2 separate regions of the Homo sapiens genome follow, and region 2 is linked to region 1. Evidence: chromatin loops called from intact Hi-C (ENCODE). Cell type or tissue: sigmoid colon. All regions are shown on one strand. Each heading gives the region's core, and the rest is flanking DNA. Links, peaks and the distances in the headings are about the cores only.

Region 1 (2,931 bases), core at 135-2,634:
GGGCTAATAGTTAAGGAAGGAGAGTCTGCACTTACTAAGTACAAGGATAAAGTAACAAAATAAACTTTTTCAGCTAAAAGAAGGAGCTAATTTACTCACATTATCTTTGGCCAAAGTAATAATCCCAGAGGAGTGTGATTTGTATATTTAGCACCAATGATGCTGCCATGGCTCAAAAACACAACTTACCTTTTTTTTTTTTTGAGACGGAGTCTCTGTCACCCAGGCTGGAGTGCAGAGGCATGATCTCGGCTCACTGCAAGCTCTGCCTCCCGCATTCACGCCGTTCTCCTGCCTAAGCCTCCCAAGTAGCTGGGACTACAGGTGCCTGCCACCACGCCTGGCTCATTTTTTGTATATATATTTTTTTTTAGTAGAGACGGGGTTTCACCGTGTTAGCTAGGATGGCTCGAGCCTCGATCTCCTGACCTCGTGATCTGCCCGCCTCGGCCTCCCAAAGTGCTGGGATTACAGGCGTGAGCCACTGCGCCCAGCCCAACTTATCTTTAAGAATCACTTTAGAACCACTTTACCAGTTACACAAGAAAACCAACTTCACAGTCACATCTCACATCTCACCAAAATACAGGGTGGCCACCACGTCTAGAAACACAGATAAATACAATAAAGGATTTATTGTTATTGAATTATAACACATGGCAAAATAATTATGTCTCTAGAATTTATGGTCACCTAGTAACATCAGCCCCCTTATTTTTCAAACTTAATAATGCCTTTTGTCTCCATTCTCAAAAGTACCAAAGACACTGTGTCACACACTCCAAAAATACTTGCCAAAAGAGAAGTCCCAAAAGTGTTTTTGCTATCATTACAATGTGTCCGCAGTAGGAAATAGTATTCATTATAGCACTTTTAAAACTGTGAGCCATTAATTTATAGTTGCAATACATGTGAGGGAAAATAAAAGTTTGGTTATTGGAGGACATTAGAAGAGTTAAGTAGAAGACAAGATGCAGGCGCTGATAGCCTGGCAGGCACAGGGCACACCACCAACCAAAACCATCAGCCCCTTCCACTGGAGTGGCTGGAAGCGTTCACGCTGAGCACATACGCTTAAGAATTCACAGTAAGTGAAATTCAAACTCTTTCCCTCTTACTGTTACATAATAATTTTTCAACACCCTAACAAGATTTTTCATGTCTTCCTAATCCCAATTAGGAATAATAGTAGCTTTATCACTATGAATACAAAAAAAAATTGAGAGCTGCTATCGATAAAACCCTGAGTGTTTTGGTGTATGGTGCAAGTTAATGATTCAGTGATGCTATGATCGTGTCAGGTTCATGACGAATTTTCAGAGAGCAGCCCAGAAAAGTCAATCAGCACTGCTGTCTATTTTTATGATGCTGGAGGCAGTACAATGGTAGAGCTCACTAGCACTGTGTGCCAGGCAGGACACGAGGATTTTACTCATACGGTTAGGAATTCCAGTCCCAGAGAAGGCCAAAAGCAAAGGTCTAATGTAGACAGTTAAGATAAAGCAGCTTAGCTTGAAGAGGAAGCTAAAAATGTTCTGCTTTGGAAACTGCCATATTTGTGACCTCATGGCAGACTGAGAAAACCAAAGAGCTCCAGAAATCACACAAGTAGTTAGTTCACTGGGGTTTTACAATGCCCTGTGGCTGCTCAGTTGTGAATCCCCTGAAAAAACAAGTTCATGAGGTTTAATAATAGGTGACAGATCACCTCAGTAGGTCGTTTTGCAAAAATATCCATGCCAAAGACCACAGAGGTACCTGTTGGACATGGTCAAGGGTGGTAAGTATTACACTAGTCTCCATCTGAATCATGTAAGCTACAAGCCTAAGACTACGAAAAGAAAATGGGGTATAGAAAAAGGACAAATCTCCAATCACAAATCTACCTTGATTCCAGCCACTAAAATTTCACATAAAGGTCCCTTTTCAGTCCAAGTTACCCCGTGCTGAAGGGTAGGACAGTTACACATCGTACCTAGTCTCAACCCCTAATGAAATCCCAGTTGGTAAAGTCATTCACATTCTAAAAGGGAACCAACTCCTCACACTGCAGAATGTTAGCACTGCACAATAATCCACAGTTAAGTAAACTCTGAAAGGAACCTTTTACTTTTTTTTTTTTGATACCCCTACTTGGGACATCAAAACACTGTAGCATTACTTCCTAAAAATAATAGAAATTATGTTGAATCACATGAAACAAATTTACTCTCACTCACGAATAAAAGTCAATCACTAACTTAGAATTAACCATTGAAATAGGAAAAATGACATAAAAATGGATTGAAAAGTCTATCTACAAATGTTAAGGTTAGCATTCATCTAGGATCCATTTCTTTTGTCCAGTTTTACATCAAAGTTTCATAAACTACTGAAAACTATACTTTGATGGAAAACATGCCTCCAATACTAGTTCTCCTGGTATAAATGGTCCCAGAATTTATGTCTTTGACATGTGGCCACGGATTTTCACACTGCCACCAAAGTATTCAGTTAATATACAAATTTCTACTAAACCAAGCCATAAACAAATCTTTAACTGAAAAGCTCTGTCTACTCGTTTATAATCTGTTACCTGGAAAAAAAGCAGAAGGTCTCTCTAGCCACCTAATCACCATATCAATGACACATGCCACAAGAGAGAAGCACTAGTTTATTTGATTGATCATGGTAGATAAACTCCAAATAACAGAGAAATTAACAAATGCTTGACATTTGCTCAACATCCATTATTCTGACACTGCTTTCAGAATTTCAAAGCCTGGGAGTATGCTTAATCAACATTCATATTCCCTCGTGAACTACAGGCACCATATTGCACCCCGCCTTCATACTGATGAAAACTGCATATTGGCCATTTCCAAAATGTTCTGGGACTCCACACAGGGCCCCTTTTCTCCCTTGTTCCTGCTCTGCAGTTTTCTTTTAAAC
Region 2 (2,931 bases), core at 288-2,787, 51 kb before region 1:
TAGACTTGTCAGCATCCCCTGTGTGTATACATGTTTCTCCTGGACAAATGCCACGCTCAACTCTAGTTAAAGTAAGCTACTTTCATAGGAAAGCACTGAAGGGAAAAACATAACACAAACAACTCACCTCAAAACCACTGGCAACTAAGAAGCTGAAGGTGGGGGCAGAAGGTGTAAATACTTAGGTCTCCCTTGTTTTCTTTCACCTCCTACCATATAAAGTGAACAAGAGGAACTATCCATATCACTCTGCCTTGTCTCTACCACAGACAACCATTGCATGGAAAGGAAAGAAGTTGACTTATATAGTTTGAGAAAAGCATTCATGCACCCATCTTGCCTTTTCCTTTACCTGTTTCACAGGGCTGCTTGACACCTTATTAAGAAAACGATGGAACAGACATGTCATCAGTGGGTCAGCACACCTGTGACAGGCAATACAAGCCATCACCTTATCTGCCCTAGATTTGTGGAAGAACCTCCAGCTCTCATTATCCTCTCACTCCACTGGAAAAAAACACACAACTCCCCAAAATCCCCAAACAAAACAAAACCCCAGACATGGAAGCTGGGGGGATTTTTTTTTTTTTTACAAAAATTTGAATGTGTCATTCCCCTTGTTATAACACTTCAAGGCCCCACATTAAATCTCAAGATTAAATTATAACCATTTAACAGCTCTTGTAAGGTTCTTCATAATCTGGTTTCTACCTACTCTACTCTGCCAGCCTCATCTCTAGTCACTGTCTCCCGCTCCCATCCCTCACCTGGATAACTCATGATTCAATTCAGATGTCACCTTCTTCGATCCACTACCATATAAGTTAAGTGCTCCTCATATGCAATCGAGGAATACCCTGTACATCTTTCTATCATGTAACGTAGCATATTGTATTTGCCTATTACTTGGCTACCTCAAACCCATCCCCCACTGTAATGTTGAAAGCTTCATGAAGGTTGGAGAATTGTATTTTATTTAATTTATTATGCCTACCAAGTACTTTGTTTATAGTAGGTGATTATATAATAAAAAATCACCTTATACTTTTCCTTTAACAAATGAAAAATTAAATAATTTTTAAAAACCATATTGGACAAGAAAGCAGAATTAGGTATGGAAATTTTCCCTACAGTATATTATTTAAGTGAATAAGCTCTGGGTATTTGTCTGACAGTAATAAAGTCAACAGGTGAGGTCTTCCATATAACTGCCAGAAGTAGGTACTAAATTATATTATTTCATGAGTATATTTATAAAGTTGTATAATTTTCCTGTAAGCAAAGTGGGGTAACAGCAAATTATTTAAGGTGGGGAGAACCTCTGGATCATTGTAACTTCAAAATAATTCTAACAAAGCAATTTTCCACATATTGGGGCCACCCTTGAATGTATTATTTGGGAAACCAATTGGAAAATAAGGACGTTCAGAAGCAAGAGGAAAAAATAAATAAATAAAACAAGGCAAATGTGCTTTAGAGAAAGGTCCCTGGGAAACAGGTCCGTTAAGAACCTCACATCAATTTCTCACAAACAAGGCCACTGCACTGATACCACCCAAGGAACCAGCAATCAGTTCAGTCAAGTCAGACCAGCTGATTGTGTGCCTGTAACCACCAAGAGTGCGTATTTACTATGGTTTCTGATTCTGGGTCAGCGTATTTAAGCCTATACCAATATTGGGATATCTTTACAGCTTTCTACTTCAGTTTCAGTTACCCGACAAGTATTTTGGAGCGCTATGTGTCAGGCCTTATTCCAGGTTCTGAAGAAGCAACAGCAGGAAAAAAAACCATTCATGGTCCCATCATCACAGAGATTATATTACAGTGGTGACACAAACAATAAAAAGGCAGGGAGATAAATATACAGTATAATGGTATATGCTAGAATAAAATGTAAACTTAGATGGGTTGTTCAGGAAGCCCCTCTCTGAGGGAGTGACACTCGAGTAGAGATCAGCATGAAAAGAAGGAGCATGCCATGGTGAGAGCTGACTGCAAACAGTGAAAGAGTAGCAGCTAGATGCCAGACTACCTTTTATACCAGAGATCTGTTGCTTTAAGTCAAAATGACATGGCTTCATGTAAAAGTTGCATCAATCATTATCCTGCTAATGACCAGTGAAGAACTTCTATCAAGTTTAAAGAAACAGAAGATGATTAAACCATAACTACAATCCTCTGTATCTATATAGTCTGGATAATATTAAAAGCATGACCATACTTAATACTGTGGAAATTCCTAATTATGAGGTTGTTAAAGCTTCCCAGTTGGTCATATAAAGAAACCAAACCCCAGGGCACTGATAAAACCCATCTGGGCTCTCTTAGCTGGTAAACAATAAAGCTATAGAACCCTGAAATAGAACCCTGATCCCTCGAGGCCTAGTGAGGTGCCACATACATTGAACATGGTGGATCTGCTCTAAATTTATTTGTTTTCCAATCTGTTTCCCAACTATACCTGTAGCACCTCATAAGTGGTAGGAAAAAAAATTAAGTTTAATTTAAGGTTATATTTGTCTTTTCTGGAAACTTTAATTATCCCCCACATCAAAGTGACAGATCAGGCTCTATTTAAATTTTCAGATATGTAATCAAAGGGACATACTAATTACTGAAAATATTCCATAAAGACATAATTAGAAAATCCTAATGGTACCTTTCTCTGCATCCTCATCATGATCTTGTGCAAACTTATAGCATTGCACTTTTCACACTGGTATAATGGTTTGCTTCTGTCTCCAGTTACCCTGAATGCTCTTTGGGGTAGGGCTACACAAATGAATGTTGAACCTTCATCCAACCCTGGCAAACATCCAAATTGCAACTGGGATATACAGATGTCATTCTCAATACTACATTAAGGTGACGTGGGCTCCATTCCTAATGCCCAGGAGAATTCATGTGTCTCTGCATTCTTGCTAGCAT

The links. Hi-C counts contacts between places; a loop is a spot of excess contacts. Peaks named below come from ENCODE experiments on the same cell type or tissue, not always from the same donor. Only the 100,000 strongest peaks of a DNase experiment are listed, where the experiment ranks them.
Region 2: a loop joins it to region 1, with 2.3 times the contacts of the local background. A loop is called at or near these places in 2 of 110 quality-filtered maps.

Annotation. Positions count from the first base shown.
Region 1 is chr15:36,600,256-36,603,186 of GRCh38, reverse strand. The region is part of intron 1 of CDIN1 (CDAN1 interacting nuclease 1); the gene reads right to left. Among named protein-coding and RNA genes, the nearest start is that of CDIN1, 22 kb to the right of the region's middle. In sigmoid colon, for the core only: no CTCF peak of the experiment used is centred there; DNase peaks (open chromatin) are centred at 1,006 and 1,406; H3K4me3 peaks cover 534 bases.
Region 2 is chr15:36,651,117-36,654,047 of GRCh38, reverse strand. All of the region lies in intron 3 of CDIN1 (CDAN1 interacting nuclease 1), which reads right to left. Among named protein-coding and RNA genes, the nearest start is that of CDIN1, 73 kb to the right of the region's middle. In sigmoid colon, for the core only: no CTCF peak of the experiment used is centred there; no DNase peak of the experiment used is centred there.